Regions from separate parts of the Homo sapiens genome. Here all the other regions are linked to region 3. The links are chromatin contacts, found by Hi-C or POLR2A ChIA-PET in ENCODE. All regions are on one chromosome and are shown on one strand. Each heading gives the region's core, a stretch centred on a gene start or an enhancer-like site at or near the end of the contact. The rest is flanking DNA. Distances are from core to core; before and after follow the strand shown.

Region 1 (2,770 bases), core at 9-2,508, 1.1 Mb before region 3:
TTCTGGCACAAATTCACAGTGCTCTATCAGGATGCTCTGAGGAAGAAGGGGGGCCACCTGTGACCCCCACACATCTGGGGAGGGAGATCAGCCCATCTCTCCGCTGACAGTCTGGCTAAAGATGGCAGAAGAGAAGGGCTGGGCTGCTCTGGACACAACTCTGAACTCCTTAGCCACAGCCCCTAGTGTGGACCCAAAATGGACTCTCAATGTCCAGGCTGCCCCTTGGACCCTGGAGCTGAGGCCCTTAGTGGAAGGGAGGAGGAGGGCAGTGTCACAGCTGCGAGAAGCCGCAGCAAGCGATTCACATCCTCAGCTGAGTGCAGCTCAGCCCTCACAGTGCTCCCAAGGCTTAAAGACTTTCTGCCCTCCCCAAGACAGGGTTGGGAGCCTTGGGAGGGGCTGCATTGAGACCACAGGTTTGAGCAGGGCAGTCTTTTCCCAGCAGGGGAGGTGGGGAAAGGGGCCACACTTGAAGGGGCAGGGAGGGCGGGCTGGACAGGGATGGGAAAGGCCTCAGTGCTCAGCAGGACAGGGTGGGGGCTGCTCGCTCTTTCCCAGCCTCAGTGGCCCCCATCGCCCCCAGCCACTCTGTTGATCTGAGCTGCCCTTTGGCTTGAGATGCTCTCTGAGGCAGGGCTGCAGGCTCAGGAGGAGGAGATGGGTGGAGAGAGAACAAGCTCACCCCGGGAGGGTGACTACAGGAGAAATGGGCCCCTCAAGTATGCTGATTTCCGCCTCACTGCTGCCTGCTCTTCCGCCCACCTCCGGCTCTGGCTCATCTGCTCTTGTAAGCAGGGTCCTGGGCTGGGTGCTGCAGGCGCATGAGGAAAGTGGGAGCCGGGACGGGGCAGCTCAGGGCACGCCCTCCAACACTGCGCTCCGAGGACCTCAGCGGTTTTACTCAGGGGTGCCACTGAGGCACAGCCCCCTGTAGATGGTGGGCAGCTGCTGCAGCAGGGGGCGAGGGAGAGGGGGGCCCACAACCCGGCTGTGTGTCTCGGGAGACAGGCTCTCTTTGAGGGGCCCAGGAGAGTGGGATTTCCATTCCCCAATCCTGCAGAGGGCAGGAGCATGAGGGAGAGTGCCATCCCTCAGCTGAAGGCCACTGTGCCTTGTATTTCTGGTTTGGGCAAGTGAGGAGCCTGCCAGCCCCTGGCAGGAAGTGCACGTGACCGGCGGCTGGCCAGGGGCACAGAGACGCACTCCACACAGAAACCCAGGCTGGCGGGGTGGGCGGCCGGGGAGCCAGCCCTGCAGATGTTACTAAGTGAAACCTGATGTGGTGACATGAGAATCCACAGAACGTCTCACAAACAACCTGCCCCGGGATGTTTTGGATTGAGTTTTGTGGTTATGACGTGAAGAAACCTCACATGTCAGGATAAAAATAACCCTGGCTTCAGTACATAACGCGAGTTACAGTTCAACAGAACCAGATGTGAAAACGTCAGCCACCCAGTTCAGGCCCAGCAGGGTCCCTGCTCCACTCCGGCCTCCCTCCCTGCTGGGGTTGGGGTCCATGTGCCCGGACAGCCCGTTGTGGGCTCAAGATCTGCTGCCTGGAGGATACAAGGGAAGGGCCAGAGGCCGCTCAGGGGAGGCAGCACCACCTTCTCCGAGGCCAGCTCCTCTTCTGTGAACCAGGCAGGGCTAAAGAGCATCAAGTCGTGCTTGGCACAGGAAGTGGTCCACAGAAGGGGTGGGTGATGGAGAGGCTGGTATGGAACCAAGAGGACAGGGTGGGGAAGGGGCAGTTTCCCCCAAGAATCAAGTGGCTGGGAGAAAGGGAGGCTGAGCAGGGTCTTGGGGGTGTAGAGTCTGCAGAACTGGAGGGGGTGCACAGCTACGTAGACAAAGGCCGCCGCAATGGCACCAACTCGGGAACCCACTCAAGGGGCAATCACTTTCTCATCTGTGGGCCGGCCTGGGTCGGCAGGACAGGAGCGCCGGAGGCATCAATCATAGCCAGGAGACTTTGCAGCTGCTCAGGTCAGAGCGAGAGAGAAGCCGATGGGATGCAGCAGGGCCCAGTGGGGACTTCCAGCTGACGCGGCAGTGGAGAGGTCATATAGCAGTCTGCCACCGGGAAAGAGCTATTGCTGCAGGGTGAGGGCTGGGGCCAAAGGCAGCGAGGAGAGGGTGTGGAGGAAGGCACCCCCTGCTGGTGGAGCAGGGGGGCTGGACTGCTGGGGCTTCCAACTGGACAAGGGAGGGCCTGGCAGCACGGGTATGAGAGGATGCCATTCTGGGCAGCAGTGCCGGGGGCCTCAGGCTCAGGTGATTGGTGCCCCTGCCTTCCATTATTTTAATAAACTTTCAAAAATAGGTACTGACCCTTACTGGGCACCTGGTGCCAGGGATTCCGGGGTAAGTAAACTTGGCCTGTGTGGCCTGCCATGACGCTATTCAAACTGAGCTGATGACACAAATCACCCAGCACTGGGCGACGCTGAGGAGCCTCCGCATGCACTTCCAGCTGGGGGTCTAAGAGGTCACAGCCAGGAGGGAACAGATGTGAACTTCACCACCCACCCAGGCAGCCTGAGATAAGCAAGTGTGTTGGAACAGAGGGGCAGGAGAAGCTGGGATCTCCAGGGAAGCCTCCCACAGGGGCCCTCTGCACCGGCCTGTAATAACTAGGACACAAGCAAAGGCCCCCTTCACATGCAGGGAGCATTTAGCCTAGCCCTTGCCATGTGGGAGCTCACAGAGCCCCCAGGCACCCCAGCACCTGGTTTATAGAGAGGGAAGAAGTAGCAGTGAGGTA
Region 2 (2,764 bases), core at 234-2,733, 1.5 Mb before region 3:
ACAAAAACAGTTATTCTTCCTTGGGAACTGCTTATAAAAAAGAAAAAGCAGGTCAGCACTGTGGCTCACACCTGTAATCCCAGCACTTTGGGCGGCCCAGGCAGGCAGATCCTTGAGCTCAGGAGTTCAAGGCCAGCCTAGCCAACGTGGTGAAACTCCATCTCTACTAAAAATACAAACATTATCTGGGCGTGGTGGCGTGTGCCTGTAATCCCAGCTACTTGGGAGGCTGAGGCAGGAGAACCGCTTGAATCCAGGAAGCAGAGGTTGCAGTGAGCCAAGACCCGGCCACTGCACTCCAGCCTGGGTGATATCTGTAAATAATGGTTCCATGAGTTTAGAAATACAAAGTAGCATGACTTAACAAATTTACACATCTATGTAACCAGGTCCCAATCAAGATACAGAATAATTCTATCACCCAGGAAGTTCTCTTGTGTCTGGACCAAACATCCTTCTCCACAGGTAAGCTCTGTTAGTTTTTATCAGCATAGATTTTATTTGTCCTATTCTTGAATCTCATATAAATAGATTATACATTATGTATTTGGTGGTCCTTCAACATAATGGCCAGGTGTGGTGGCTCATGCCTGTAATCCCAACACTTTGAGAGGCCAAGGCAGGAGGATCTCTGGAGTTAGCAGGAGATCAAAAGCAGCCTGAGCAATATAATGAAGACTTCCGTCTCTGCAAAAAGTTTAAAAACTAGCCAGGAGTGGTGGTGCGGGCCTGTGGGCCCAGCTACCTGGGAGGCTGAGGTGGGAGGTCAAGGGTGCAGTGAGCCGAGATCACACCACTGCATTCCAGCCTGGGCGACACAATGAGACCCTGACTCAAAAAAGAAACGAAAAAACGCATTGTGTGTTGTGTTTATTGGATGGTGGAATTATGGGGTTTACGGGTCTTCTGTTGCGTTTTGGTTTTTGTTTTCTTACCTGTTATCGCGTTCCTAACAGTAGAAATTGGCATCATATAGTATTCTCATGGAACTTTCCTTTGTTCAAAGCCCTACAGTTCAGAGACTTACACATTTAATGTGAGATATGACAGGCTTAAAAAGAAACGTTGGGGGCCGGGCGCGGTGGCTCACGCCTGTAATCCCAACACTTTGGGAGGCTGAGGCGGGAGGATCACAAGGTCAGCAGTTCGAGATCAGCCTGGCCAACATGGTGAAACCCCATCTCTACTAAAAATACAAAAATTAGCCGGGCGTGGTGGCGGGCACCTGTAATCCCAGCTACTCGGGAGGCTGAGGTAGAATAGCTTGAACACGGAGGCGGAGGTTGCAGTGAGTCGAGATCCCGCCACGGCACTCCAGCCTGGGACAGAGCGAGACTCCGTCTCGAAAAAAAATAATAAAATAAATAATAAAATAAATAAAATAAAATAAACGTTGGCTTATTTCAGTGTGAAGTAAGGCAATAAACGGAGGGCTAACAGTTCCACTTCGTAGAGCTCAGACATTTTAAGAAGCGAGGAGGCCGCGTCCTGGAAGGGTGAGCAAAAAGCGCGAGGTTTGCGCACGAAGGGAAAGGCGAGGCCCGAGGAGAGACCTGGCGCCGCGCAGAATGATGATGTCGCACGCTGGGTGGGAACTGACGTCACCTGTGCTCACCGCCGCTTCCGGTCCGCGTGAGGTGCATTCTCGCGCCGGTGGCGAGGTTAGGGCCCGCGTTGCGACGTGGTGCAGCGCATATTTTCACAAGTGGGTCTCCCTTGTCCGGGACTATGGCCACCGACTCGTGGGCCCTGGCGGTGGACGAGCAGGAAGCGGCTGTCAAGTCGGTCAGTAGCTCAGCTCCTGGCGAGGAGGACGTAGCAGGGGCCCAAGCGAAACCTCCCAAAAGCACAGGGAGCTCCCCGGGTTGGGGAGGCCCCTGGGCAACGCGCTCCTGCAGTTTGCTAGGGCAGTCACTTGCCCTTGATTTGCTCTTAGAGCTAAAGAGACCAATGTCGAGCTTTTTATCTCCATCTGGGCTGGTTAAGGACTTCATCCTTTGGTAAATCCGCCCCACTATGCATGCTGTCATTCCTCTATTGACCTCCTCGGTGACGATTATAAGGAAAGCCAAGTTTAGATTCTGATTCTCTTTTTCATTACGCGACTGTTCTTCGCATGTTTCTGTACTACTCTGTATTTAACATTTCTTAGATCCATGCTTAACGTGGTTGGTAGTTTGTAGCTCTTTGCAGAATAACAGATTGACTTTTGGATTTAATACCTCAATCTACTGCAGATGTTGGAAGGAGGCACTACAAATTGTTTCATTGATGTGTAAAGTAACGGTTTCATGTACTTGTTCTTTCAGTAATGAATATTCATTCAACTGGAATGTAATTACAGCATACACTGTGGCTTTCTGTTCTTATATCTAAGACCTAAACTTTAGGTTTGTTTAGTGATAATGGACTGTCTTTTTTTTTGTTGTAGTTGTTTCTCTTTTGAGGCAGAGTTTTGCTCTTGTTGCCCAGGCTGGAGTGCAATGGCGCCATCTCGGCTCACCGCAACCTCCGCCTCCCGGGTTCAAGCGATTCTCCTGCCTCAGTCTCCCGAGTAGCTGGGATTACAGGCATGCGCCACCACGCCCGGCTAATTTTGTATTTTTTGTAGAGACGGGGTTTCTCCATGTTGGTCAGGCTGGTCTCGAACTCCCGACCTCAAGTGATCCGCCCACCTCGGCCTCCCAAAGTGCTGGGATTACAGCCGTGAGTCACCGCGCCCAGCCGGTATGGGGATTTTTGAGAGGGCTATTGACAGAATTAG
Region 3 (2,700 bases), core at 199-2,698:
CGTGCCACTGCACTCCAGCCTGGAGACAGAGGGAGACTTCGTCTCAAAAAATAAATAAATAAAAATAAAGACATACTTTTTATTCAAGCATGCTAGACTGCAAACATGCCTTTAGAATAAAAGTGACGAGATTACGAGTACTTAGAGGGTTCATATTTTTCAAACGTGAAAGTTAGGGTGTGTGACAAGTTAGGTATTTGACAAGTATTCTAGGGAACGGTGGAAGTGAATATTTAAAATTCAGCTATCCCCAGAAAAACCCAATACATGAAATCATTACAAGTATTTTTTAGAATCAGTCAGCAAAGATCATTACTGTACAAACACTTCAAAGTTAAGGTCACTAAGAAAGCACTAACTCCTCCCTTCTGTTAACTAATCACTGTAAAGCAGCCCAACTCTCCTTTCTACCTACCTCAGATTAATATTTTTCTCCATGGACAGATTTCCGTGCTCAGGGATATATAATAGGGGAGAAAAAAAAATACCACACAAGTGTCAGTAAGCACCAAAAAGCTAAGTATTCAGCACAGGGAGGGAATCCACATATGAGAAAACATTTGACAGCTCTTGCCTCCCAAAAGCCATTTAATCTGCTTCATAAACATAATCTGCTTCATAAACATTACCCTGAGCGAGTGGTTCGATGGATCTCCTACACCGAGTCCTAACCGGGAAACACAATCAACCGAACCGTCCCGACTCTTTCAGGCAATCAGGAAGACCGGGAGAATTATTAGACGCTGACGTCCGCAGGGCCAGGAGCTGAGAAAAGGGTAAACAGTATACTCGCAGGTAGGTTGAAAAAAACAAAACAACAACATATACACACACACACGAAAAATTGGGAAAGAAGTTGGTCGGAAGGTTAGAGAGAGGCGAGGCCGATGTCCGGTTCCGAGAGGACGGCACTGCAGGGGCAGGCAGCGATTAACTGGGCATTTGGATATGCTGGGAGTTATCTGACAGACCTGACACGGGTACAAGACACAAGAACGCTGATACGTGGCTCAGAGAAGACACGCGGGGGTGGGGCCCGCCCCGCTAAACCCCAGGCTCCCTGAATGAGCCCTCAAAGATCGCAGCCTGAGAAAGTCAAGGGTTCAAGGAGGCCCGTACCGGCGGGGCAACGCCACAACACGGAACGCCGCGGCGCGCGGAACCTCCCGGTCCGAGGCCTCGGGGTCGGCCCTCCAGAAGTCGGAGCAGCCCCTGGGGCTCCCGGCCTCTCCTGGCCCAGCTTCTCTGTCTTCTCTTCTCAACACCCACAGCCTGGGACTGGACCCCTGAAACTGAAAGGAAGCTTCCGGTCGAGCGCCCGCGGCAGCGGCGGGGCAAAAGCAGCAATATGCTCTCAGCGCCGGGAGTGACACTCACCGGCCCGAAACCTCGAATGAAACCAGCAGCTCCGGGGGCGGCGGCAGCAGTGGCAGCAGGAACCGAACATCCAAAATGGCGGCTCCCTCGGCCTCACCACCGCTACCGCAGGCGGAGGGATCCTGAGGAAGGAGGGAGTTTTTAACTAACTTCACACACTATTGAGGAAACTTCGCTCCCTGTCCTCCTCTCCTGGTCGTTTCCGTGTCCTCGTACTGCAACTTATCGTGCCTTTTCTCTCGAATTATCCAAGAACTCGGACCCTGCCGAGGACTATTTGCCAAGGAGGAGGCGACTGCTCCTGGCAGAGCGACGCAAACGTAGCAAGGATCGGGGCTGTCACTGATGACGCGAGACGCTGCTGCCGAGTCACCGCTGCGATGAGTCTGAGCGAGAAAGATCCGGCCTACCCCGTAGCGGACGGACATTGGTTCCGCTTGGTGAGGGGGTAGGGGGGTGGGGGGTAGGGGGGTGGGGGGGTAGGGGGGGTGGAGCTGGGCTACCAGGAAGCGGTGGAGCCACCTGGAGGGGGCGGAGCTAAGTCAGGTAGCCCAGGAAGTGAGAGCAAGCGAGACAGGTGGGGGCGGAGAAGACAGCAGGGCTGAAAAGGTCTTCGTCCACGGGAATCCCGAACTCTTTGCTGTCTCCTTTAAGATTTTTGCTTTCTTTATAACTTAAGGAGCATGCTCCAGGTGGTATTCTATGGTTTTATGGTGTCTTTGCAACATATTTTATGAAGAGTTAAGAGGATGACTGAAAAGAATGGATTCCACGCCCGGTACCGCGGTGCTTGCACTGCTCAAGTCACTTAAACTCTCCAGGGATTCAATTTCCTCATATGTAGAAAGAAGACTTGGACTCATGTTAGCTGAAACCCTTACAGAATGGGCTTTCGGTCTATGACTCCATGAATTAATAACCAGGGCCAAAGAAAGTCTAACCAGACAGTTCCTAACCTGATAAATAATTACTAACATATGACGTGAGTCTTTTCCATGTGAATGTAAAGAGGGCCTGATATCTTGGCCTGTTTAAAGGAAAGGTGACCTACCTAGACTAAAATCCTTCTGCTAGATTGGCAACAAAGTACAATACAACACAGCAGCAGGCTGGGTGCCAAAGAGAACAGAACCAACCACACAAAAAAAATTTTTTTTTTTTTTTTGAGACAAAGTCTCGCTCTGTTGCCCAGGCTGGAGTGCAGTGGCGGGATCCCGGCTCACTACAACCTTGCCTCCCGGGGTCAAGCAATTTCTCGTGCTTCAGCCTCGCAAGTAGCTGGGATTACAGGCTCCCGCCACCACGGCCGTCTAATATTTGCAT
Region 4 (2,769 bases), core at 124-2,623, 1.2 Mb before region 3:
AAGTCTTACTCTGTTGCCCAGGCTAGAGTACAGAGGCACAATCTCGGCTCACCACAGCCTCCGCCTCCTGGGTTCAAGCAATTCTCCTGCCTCAGCCTCCCAAGTAGCTGGGACTACAGGCATGCACCACCATGCCTGGCTAATTTTTGTATTTTTAGTAGAGATGGGGTTTCACCATGTTGGCCAGGCTGGTTTCGAACTCGTGACCTCAGGTGATCCACCCACCTTGGTCTCCCAAAGCGCTGGGATTACAGGCGTGAGCCACTGCACTTGGCCAGGAGCTGTTTAAGCCATCAGGAGACATGCTGACCCACTAGAAGAGGCTGCTACGCTCATTTCTTCCACAAACGTTTACTGGGCACCTACCATGAACCACCACCTCCCAGCTCTGTTCTGCACCCAGAGGTTGGAGGAGAGTTTATAACCAGGCAGTCTCTGTCGCTGTGAGGTTGGTGGTGAGGTGAGTCTGCCAGAGGGCCTGCCACCAGTTTCAGAAGAGCCTGCAGCCTGCATCTGATTTCCTCAGCCACAACCTTGGGACTTCAGGAAAAATCAGAAGGTCCCAAGTCTGAAAAATGAAGAGGTGGGGAGTGGGCAGCAGGGGTTTTAGGTCAGGAAATGGTAGGAAACCTGTAGTTGTGGCTCATAATCCTAGTGGGATATTAGAACCCTCTTCATTTGTCAGAACAGATTCCTGGGGTCTGCTCCCAATTATTCACACGGTGGTTCATGCCTGGTAATCCCAGCACTTTGGGCGGCCAGAGGCAGGCAGATTGCTTGAGCCCAGAAGTTTAAGACCAGCCTAGGAAACAGACCCCATCTCTACAAAAAATTCAAAAAGCCGGGCGTGAAGCCCTGTTTTTTTTTTTTTAAAAAAAGAGTCTGCTGGTGATGTCTGGGCATGTGTCTGCTTCACAGTCCAGTGTTATGATCAGTAGCTGTGATGGACAATGAACATTGCTGCTTGTTCAAAATGAAGAAAAAAAATATCAAAGAAAACCAGGTTTGGAAGTTTCAGATTTGGAAAAGGAGCTGGGCCAGCCCATCTGGAATAGCTGAGGGGCCCTGTTAGCCCCACCCTACCCCACCCCACCCCCGTATGCAGCATCTCTGGCGGTGCCCAGAGGCAAGCCCCCTTCAGTTTCCCACCTCTCACTCTGCCTTCCAGAGCCTAGTCAAGTTTTAAATTCCCAGGTCCACTCAGCAGAACTTGCTCCCTTCTCTGACTGCAGTCTCATAATGAAAGGAGAGGTGCTTTCAGTTGGGTCATTTGGTAGCGTTTAGGCTTAGAAGTTACTAATTTGGAGCCGTGAGTATATGTGTATAAGCTAGTAACACGTGATGGTCAAGGGAAGTACTACCATTTCCTGTGGGTTATTAGGGCCTCCAGCTGTTATGAGGACACACTGGGGAATCTCAGCTTTAGGGAGTCGATGATGTAACTGGAGAAAGGCAATGCTGCCCTCATAAAGCAATCAGAAACGAGATTCCACCTGCCAAATGCCAAGAGGCAGCAAAGTCCATGAAGAGAGCACTGTATACAGTCAGATGACCTGGGCTCACTAGCCTCTAAGCATAGTCTTGGTTTCCTGCCTGTAAATTGGTAGAATAAGACTGATTTACTGGGCCTGGCATGGTGGCTCACACCTGTAATCCCAGCACTTTGAGAGGCTGAGGCAGGAGGATCCCTTGAGCCCAGGAGTTTGAGACCAGCCTGGGCAACATGACAAAACCCCATCTCTCCAAAAATACAAAAATTAGCCAGGCATGGTGGTGCACACTTGTAGTCCCAGTAATTAGGGGGCTGAGACAGGAGGATCACTTCAGCCTATGAGTTTGAGGCTGCAGTGAGCTGTGATTGCGCCACTACACTCCAGCCTGGATGACAGGACGAAACCTGTCTCAAAAACACCAAAAAACAAAAACCGGTCTCCTGGGGTCATGGTAGCACAAACGCACATGACTGAGTGCTCAGGGGTTCTGAGGCTTGTCCGCTGACCTGGGGCTCTGGCCCTGGGAGATCTGGGGGACCTGCTGTCCTATATGTGATGCTTTGAAAGAAAGGGGCATCATTCCAAGCCAAGAGGCCCCAGAGAGGGCACCGTGCGGTGTTCAGGCTTCTGTGAGGCCCCAGTGAGATCCTGTGGCTGTGCCCCCATCACCTCCACCCACTCTGCCCTCCCACTAGCTGCCCAACGGATGAATCAACGCCTTGGCAGAGTTTTCCAGCAGGGCCTTGCAGAGAGTGTGTGTGACCTGTGTGGCCACTGCCTTGGGGACGGGTGAGGAGTTAGCCTGGAACATTCCAGCGTGGGCATTATTGTCCTGTTGCAAGTTCAGGGCAAAACCAGGAATCCAGTTTTGTCGATCCAATTGAGAAAACATTTCATGAACAACTACTTGTGGCATGCATTGGCACTCGGAATAAAGCGCACTATTGTCACTAGGTTGGCATTTCTTTTTCTTCTTTTTTTTGTTTTTTTATTTTTGAGACCGAGTCTCACTCTGTCGCTCAGGGTGGAGTGCAGTGATCTTGGTTCACTGCAACCTCTGCCTGCTGGGTTCAAGCAATTCTCCTGCCTCAGCCTCCCGAGTAGCTGGGATTACAGGCGCCTGCCACCACGCCCGGCTAATTTTTGTATTTTTAGTAGAGATGGGGTTTCACCATGTTGGCCAGGCTGGTCTCGAACTCCTGATCTCAGGTGATCCGCCTGCCTTGGCCTCCCAAAGTGCTGGGATTACAGGCGTGAGCCACCGCATCCAGCAAGG
Region 5 (2,769 bases), core at 65-2,564, 1.5 Mb before region 3:
TCCCGGGTTCACGCCATTCTCCTGCCTCAGCCTCCCGAGTAGCTGGGACTACTGGGACTACGGGCGCCAGTCACCACGCCCGGCTATTTTTGTATATTTGGTAGAGATGGGGTTTCACCGTGTTAGCCAGGATGGTCTCAATCTCCTGACCTCGTGATCTGCCCACCTCGGCCTCCCCAAGTGCTGGGATTACAGGCGTGAGCCACCGCGCCCGGCCGCCTTCCCCTTCTTGATAAGGCTCCCCCTCTTTTACTGTCTCACAGCCTCAAGTGTTTCCCTTCATAATTTCCATACGCGCTTCATGGATTGTTTAATGTGCGCCTCCCCCATCAGGCTGTCAGTTCCATCCCAGCAGCAACGACTGTTCTGGGCTCTTTTTTTTTTTTTTTTTTTGAAACGGAGTCTCCCTCTGTCACCCAGGCTGGAGTGCAATGGTGTGATCTCAGCTCACTGCAACCTCCGCCTGCCGGGTTCAAGCGATTCTCATGCCTCAGCCTCCGGAGTGGCTGAGAGTACAGGCGCGCGCCGCCACGCTCGGCTAATTTTTGTATTTTTAGTAAAGACGGGGTTTCACCATGTTGGCCAGGCTAGTCTCGAACCCCTGACCTCAGGTGATCCGCCCGCCTCGACCTCCCAAAGCGCTGGGATTACAGGCGTGAGCCTCCGCGCCTGGCCCTGGGCTATTACAGCACATCCTCAGCATCTAGTACAGTGGCTGCTAAATACGTATTTCGTGATCAGGTATACTAATCCTTTAACACCAAGTTCGGAATTAACTCACATGCTTCAAAGCACACCGAGAAATACAAACTGTTTTACAGAACAGCTTAAGATGACGGTCTCGGTGCGCCTGGACCGGCATCAGCTGTTTAGTTAATTTTAAGAAATCAAGGAATGGCTGGCTTACAGCAGGATTGCACCCAGCTGGCCCATCCTTCCTCCCGTGCCCCCACCCGCCCCTAGGGGATTAAAACCAAGGGAGCTAAAACCCCAGGTTGGCAACCGTGAGGTATTGGTGCTCAGCAAATCCACCCGAGGCCGCGACACTCGCAGCGCTCCCGGGGGCGAACGCAAGGCCACACTGTCCAGCTCCCGCTCCAGCCCAGACTGGGCTTCTCCAGGCCACGCGGGGCCTGATCCTGGGGCCCACTGCGGCTGCGGAGCTTTCCCCCCAGTCTGCGGGCCCAGCCGCTCTCCTAGCACCGCAGAGCTCTCCGAGGGCGGCCTACCTCTCCTAGGGTCGCCGTCCCCAGCTCCTCCCTCAGAGTCCCCCGCCAAGGGCCCGCTGCACCTATTCCCGCAGACGCGCAGCTGTACCGGCCTCAGACCACGACCTACCACAACCCGCCACGCTCCGTCCAATCAGAGCGCGCCGACGGAAAGTGCCCCGCCGCGCCTTACCTCATGAGATATTATTGGTCAACCAACATGCCAGTCAAACTGAGGACGAATCCGTTCATTAGTGGATTCCTGGGAAGGCGGCTCTAACTTGGCTGATGCAACTGCGAGAAAAGGTGGGATGGGGTGCGTCACATGATCGAGTTAGACCCCCCCCCGCCCCCCCCGCCCCCCCCCGCCCCCGGCTCCCGGAGGTCGACATTTTGGTTTCCATAGGCAAAGTCCTAACACCACAATTGACATAGTTAAAAAGGGGAGACGGTAACGTGTTTGGTAGAGGTTACATATCTTGCTATAGTTGTTTATTTTAGTTGCTGAGTGATACACAGCCCTCAAAGAGTCTGACATTGTGCCCATGGTTACACTTGTCCGGGGGAGACCTTGAATTTGGTGTGGAAGAAATAACATCAGTAGTTCAGGTACGATTGGATCAGCATCTGGTCCTCGATTTGCCTTTGGAAAAAAAAAAGTTAATATTTATAGGCCTGGGGGAGGAGGGTGAATATATATATATACATATACATATATACATGCCAGGTGCGGTGGCTCACGCCTATAATTGCAACACTTTGGGAGGCCAAGGTGGGAAGATCACCTGAACCCAGGAGTTGGAGACCAGCCTGGTCAACATAACTAGACCCTGTCTCTACGAAAAATTTTTTAAAAGGCCGGGCGCGGTGGCCCACACCTGTAATCCTAGCACTTTGGGAGGCTGAGGCCAACGGATGACGAGGTCAGGAGACCGAGAGCATCCTGGCCAACATGGTGAAACCCCGTCTCTACTAAAAACACAAAATTAGCCGGGCGCGCATCTGTAGTCCCAGCCACTCGGGAGGCTGAGGCAAGGGAATCCCTTGACCTCGGGAGGCGGAAGTTGCGGTGAGCCGAGATGGCGCCACTGCACTCCAGCCTGGCTACGGAGCAAGACTCCGTCTCAAAAAAAAAAATAAAAAATAAAAATTAGCCAGGCATAGTGGCGCATGCTTGTAGTCCCAGCTACTTGGGAGGTTGAAGTGGGAGGATCACTTGAGCCTAGGAAGTTGAGGCTGCAGTGAGCCCTGATCGTGACACTGCATTCCTTGGGCGACAGAGCGAGGCCCTGTCTGAAAAATATGTATGTATTTATACGTGAGGCATTGCATCAAACATTTCACATGCTTATTTCATTTGATTTTTAAACTGTGTATGAGGTCAGCTGGAGTCCCCTTTTTACAAATGAGGAAATTACCTTGCACAAGTTCACACCCAATAGTAAGTTGTGGAGACAGGATCCAAACCTGTGTCTATTTAACTCCAAAGCCCATGCTCTTAACCACTGCACTATTACCTCCATCATCTGATATATCCAAATACACGGGTAATAAATTGTGC
Region 6 (2,923 bases), core at 35-2,534, 1.4 Mb before region 3:
TTCAGAGCCCACCAGGCAAGGAAGGGGTGGCCAACCAGCTTCCAAACATCCGTCCCAAAGACGAGGCGGGAGTGTGTTACTGGCCAGAGGTCCCAGAGTGCCCTGTACTCCCCCGGAGGCTTTGACTGAAAAGAGGCCCCAGGTCCCTGCCTGCCCCCAGCACCTCTCTAGCCCCTTTCTCCAACACCACCTTTGACTCAATCCTCCGCTCCTTTACGCAGCTGTAAAGCAAGAGGGAAGATGGGAGACGGGAGATGGATGCAGTTGGCAAAAGATAAATCGAAAGGCTAACTTGAGCAAGCAAGCAATTGGTGCTGACTCCTCTACAGGCAGAGGGAACCCGGAGTGGGTTATGCGAAGGAGGGAAGGCCAACAGGAGCGGCAGGAAGCTAAGGGGAGACTCAAGTGAGCTCAGCCCAGAGCTGTAGCAGGGGGTGGGAAGTTTGGTCCAGTCACAGGGGAATGACTGGGGGTAAGAAATGACTTCCATTCCAAGGCAGAGAAGGAACAGGAGAGAGGAGAGACGAGGTTCAGACCAGCCTCCACGGGACTGGCGCTTTGGCCAAGTTTCTGGCTTCAGCCGTGCCTCAGTTTCCCCAAAGTAGGAAGGTCGAGCCGTGAGAACTGGGCCACTGAGGATGGTTAGGGGGCAGTGCCAGGTAGGGGAAAGATCACAGGGGAGAGAGGAAAGAGGAGCTGATGGGGCAGACAGGCTCTGGCCAAGAGTGGGGCCGGGGTCTCCCAGGTGGAGCAGAGGCCGGGAGACCCAGGGTTAGCGGTACGAACTAGGGAGTGGACTGGAAGTCGGGACCAGGGCAGAGAGCTCTTCCGAGGGCTGGGGCTGGGGCTGGGGTTGGGGTTGGGGGCTGCCGGCAAAGGAGCGGAGCGGGAGCCCTGGGAGGCTGGGAGCGGCTGGACGTGCAAAGCAGAAGGCGGGGATCCGGAATGAGGCCAACGCGCGCGGACCCCCGCCCACACGAGGGAGCCCGGCGCCCCGACCCGGGGGAAGTTGCCGGGCTGGAACGGGCCGGTCTGGGCCGCTGGGCCGCGCCAGCTGCCCGCGCAGGGGAGGTCTGGGCAGCCGGGGGCCCGGGGCGCTCTGCATCCCGCCCGCCCTCATCCCACCCGCGCACCTCAGTCAGCGCCCGGCGCCGCGCGGGCCATGCTCGCCGCTCCGGCCGCCGCCGCCGCCCGCGCAGAAAGCCGTCGCCGCCGCCGCCGCCGCCGCCGCCGTCGTCCGGACCCGTTAGCTCGCAGCTCTCTCGTCCGCCCGCCGTGGGCTAGTCCCGCCCTTGCCTGGCCCAACCCTCCCCGAGCGCCGCCGCCGCCGCCGCCTCAGCCCGGCCCCTCCCCCCACCCCTGCCCGGCTTGAAGGGAAGGGTGGGGGACAGGGGCGACTGCCCCCACCCCATTCACATCCTCCCCGTCTCTCCCTCCCTCCGCCCCCCGCACGCGCGCCGGCATGCTGGGATATGGAGTCCAGCGGGCGCTGGGTCGCTAGGGGCGCCCCGCATCCAGGACTACATCTCCCAGAAGACAGCGCGCGCATCCCAGGGATTGTGGGCTTTGTAGTTTCGCTAGGGCTCAGGGGGTCCGCCGTGCAGGAGGGGAGACGGAGGGGGATGGGAAGTCTTCATTCTCAGAAGGCCGGGCTCCAGCGGCTGGAGCAGACGGCCCCGAGCCGGGTTGGATACGTGGGTTCCTAGGGAGGTGCACACTAGCCGAGGACGCCTCTCAGATGCTGCTGTGGCCAGCTGCTGACGAGCCCGGCCGGAGGGCACTGTTCCCACTCGCGCTCTCAAAGAGCCGCGACCTGAGGCCAGCTTGGCTTCACGCCCGGGCTCTGAAAGCCCGAGCTGCGGTGGGGCCGCTGCGCCCTGGCCTGAGGGGAGAGAGACCCCATCAGCGGTGCGAGCGGGGGTTTGGCCTCGCTGGACTTTGTGTTCCCCACCTAGGAAAAGAGGAAAAGGGGGCAGAGTGTCTATTGGTTCCTCATCCACCGGGGCATCTCCCCCTTGCAGGCTCTCTCTTAGATGCCCGTAGCTTCCTGCTGTTGAGGGTAAAGTGAATGCATTTTAAATATTTGCCATGTCTTTTATTAGCCCATCCTTTCCCTAACTTCCGCACCTATTTCAAAACCTTTATGAAACTCCAGGTAGACTGCAGTTTCGCCCTCCAACAGGCTGAAGTGAGGCTGAAGTGGTTCTGAATTTTTGGTGTGTATGGGATCCTCTTGGCCAGCTTGTTTAAACGCAGATTGCTGCCCCCACCCTCAGCTTCTGGTTCTTTTAGCTCTAGGGCAGGCCCCAGAATTGGCATTGCTACCCCGTCTCCAGGTGTTGCTCATGCTGCCGGTTACTACCTTGATAACCTGATAACCTCTGCTGTTGGTGTTTGCTGCTAACACACCGGTATCCTCTTTCAAGGATGGCCCTTGTGTGGGATAATTAATAATGGCCCTGAAGAGCCAAACCCGGAAAGGCAGGGTCCCAGTCTAGTCCCCTTTAGCACAGGAACGCTCTTTGTTTTTGCTCAAGGTCTCACTGTCGCCCAGGCTGGAGTGCAGTGATGTCATCACGACCCCAGCACTTTGGGAGGCTGAGGCAGGTGGATCACATGAGGCCAGGAGTTAAGACCAGCCTGACCAACATGGCAAAACCCTGTCTCTACCAAAAATGCAAAAATTAGCTGGGTGTGGTAGTGCGTGCCTGTAATCCCAGCTACTTGGGAGGCTGAGGCACGAGAATTGCTTGAATCTGGGAGTTGGAGGTTACAGTGAGCTGAGATCATGCCATTGCACTCCAGCCTGGGCAACAGAGTGAGACTCTGTCTTAAACAAAAAAGGGCCAGGCGTGGTGGCTCACACCTGTAATCCCAGCACTTTGGGAGGCTGAGGCAGGTGGATCATGAGGTCAGGAGTTCA

Evidence for each region. A loop is a pair of places that touch in the nucleus more often than their neighbours do. ChIA-PET counts read pairs that join two places held with the same protein, here RNA polymerase II (POLR2A). Pooled maps may share reads with other maps.
Region 1: a loop to region 3 is called in a map with no recorded cell type, with 17 times the contacts of the local background. The contact joins the enhancer-like site here to the promoter of AP1G1 in region 3. A Hi-C loop is called at or near these places in 3 of 37 single-sample maps with no recorded cell type and 8 of 50 pooled maps. POLR2A ChIA-PET finds 5 or more read pairs at or near these places in 2 of 52 experiments (Caco-2 and HepG2).
Region 2: a loop to region 3 is called in a pooled map, with 13 times the contacts of the local background. The contact joins the promoter of DDX19A-DT here to the promoter of AP1G1 in region 3. A Hi-C loop is called at or near these places in 6 of 50 pooled maps. POLR2A ChIA-PET finds 5 or more read pairs at or near these places in 2 of 52 experiments (CD8-positive, alpha-beta memory T cell and naive thymus-derived CD4-positive, alpha-beta T cell).
Region 4: POLR2A ChIA-PET joins it to region 3 with 10 read pairs in GM12878. The contact joins the enhancer-like site here to the promoter of AP1G1 in region 3. POLR2A ChIA-PET finds 5 or more read pairs at or near these places in 3 of 52 experiments (A549, GM12878 and K562).
Region 5: a loop to region 3 is called in a map of naive thymus-derived CD4-positive, alpha-beta T cell, with 23 times the contacts of the local background. The contact joins the promoter of AARS1 here to the promoter of AP1G1 in region 3. A Hi-C loop is called at or near these places in 1 of 168 maps with a recorded cell type or tissue (naive thymus-derived CD4-positive, alpha-beta T cell) and 6 of 50 pooled maps. POLR2A ChIA-PET finds 5 or more read pairs at or near these places in 3 of 52 experiments (A549, MCF 10A and activated T-cell).
Region 6: a map with no recorded cell type shows a loop between it and region 3 (4-fold over the local background). The contact joins the promoter of ST3GAL2 here to the promoter of AP1G1 in region 3. A Hi-C loop is called at or near these places in 4 of 37 single-sample maps with no recorded cell type and 3 of 50 pooled maps. POLR2A ChIA-PET finds 5 or more read pairs at or near these places in 1 of 52 experiments (activated T-cell).

Annotation. Positions count from the first base shown.
Region 1 is chr16:70,736,418-70,739,187 of GRCh38, forward strand. All of the region lies in intron 13 of VAC14 (VAC14 component of PIKFYVE complex), which reads right to left. Among named protein-coding and RNA genes, the nearest start is that of VAC14-AS1, 17 kb to the right of the region's middle. RefSeq lists enhancers at 1,404-1,563, 1,536-2,066, 1,968-2,137. Within about 2 kb of position 1,259, at least 30 of the 41 ENCODE cell types and tissues checked have a DNase peak (open chromatin) inside an H3K27ac peak, as active enhancers do.
Region 2 is chr16:70,345,264-70,348,027 of GRCh38, forward strand. DDX19A-DT (DDX19A divergent transcript) reads right to left here and starts at 1,484. Exons shown (of 5, transcript NR_039997.1): 1 at 936-1,484. DDX19A (DEAD-box helicase 19A) reads left to right here and starts at 1,640. Exons shown (of 12, transcript NM_018332.5): 1 at 1,640-1,785. The coding sequence starts at 1,729. RefSeq lists enhancers at 640-1,258, 1,259-1,876, 1,395-1,884.
Region 3 is chr16:71,807,386-71,810,085 of GRCh38, forward strand. It overlaps AP1G1 (adaptor related protein complex 1 subunit gamma 1), which reads right to left and starts at 1,449. Exons shown (of 23, transcript NM_001128.6): 1 at 1,378-1,449. LOC124903714 (a long non-coding RNA gene) reads left to right here and starts at 1,573. Exons shown (of 2, transcript XR_007065110.1): 1 at 1,573-1,817. RefSeq lists enhancers at 580-1,227, 1,171-1,860, 2,421-2,500.
Region 4 is chr16:70,575,223-70,577,991 of GRCh38, forward strand. It overlaps SF3B3 (splicing factor 3b subunit 3), which reads left to right. Exons shown (of 26, transcript NM_012426.5): 26 at 1-2,446. Among named protein-coding and RNA genes, the nearest start is that of SNORD111, 39 kb to the left of the region's middle. RefSeq lists an enhancer at 450-519. Within about 2 kb of position 1,374, at least 9 of the 41 ENCODE cell types and tissues checked have a DNase peak (open chromatin) inside an H3K27ac peak, as active enhancers do; they include GM12878, where a contact is called at or near this core.
Region 5 is chr16:70,288,192-70,290,960 of GRCh38, forward strand. It overlaps AARS1 (alanyl-tRNA synthetase 1), which reads right to left and starts at 1,315. Exons shown (of 21, transcript NM_001605.3): 1 at 1,230-1,315. It also overlaps a transcript of DDX19B not described here. RefSeq lists a silencer at 531-660.
Region 6 is chr16:70,437,816-70,440,738 of GRCh38, forward strand. ST3GAL2 (ST3 beta-galactoside alpha-2,3-sialyltransferase 2) reads right to left here and starts at 1,285. Exons shown (of 7, transcript NM_006927.4): 1 at 1,134-1,285. RefSeq lists silencers at 957-1,156, 1,257-1,436.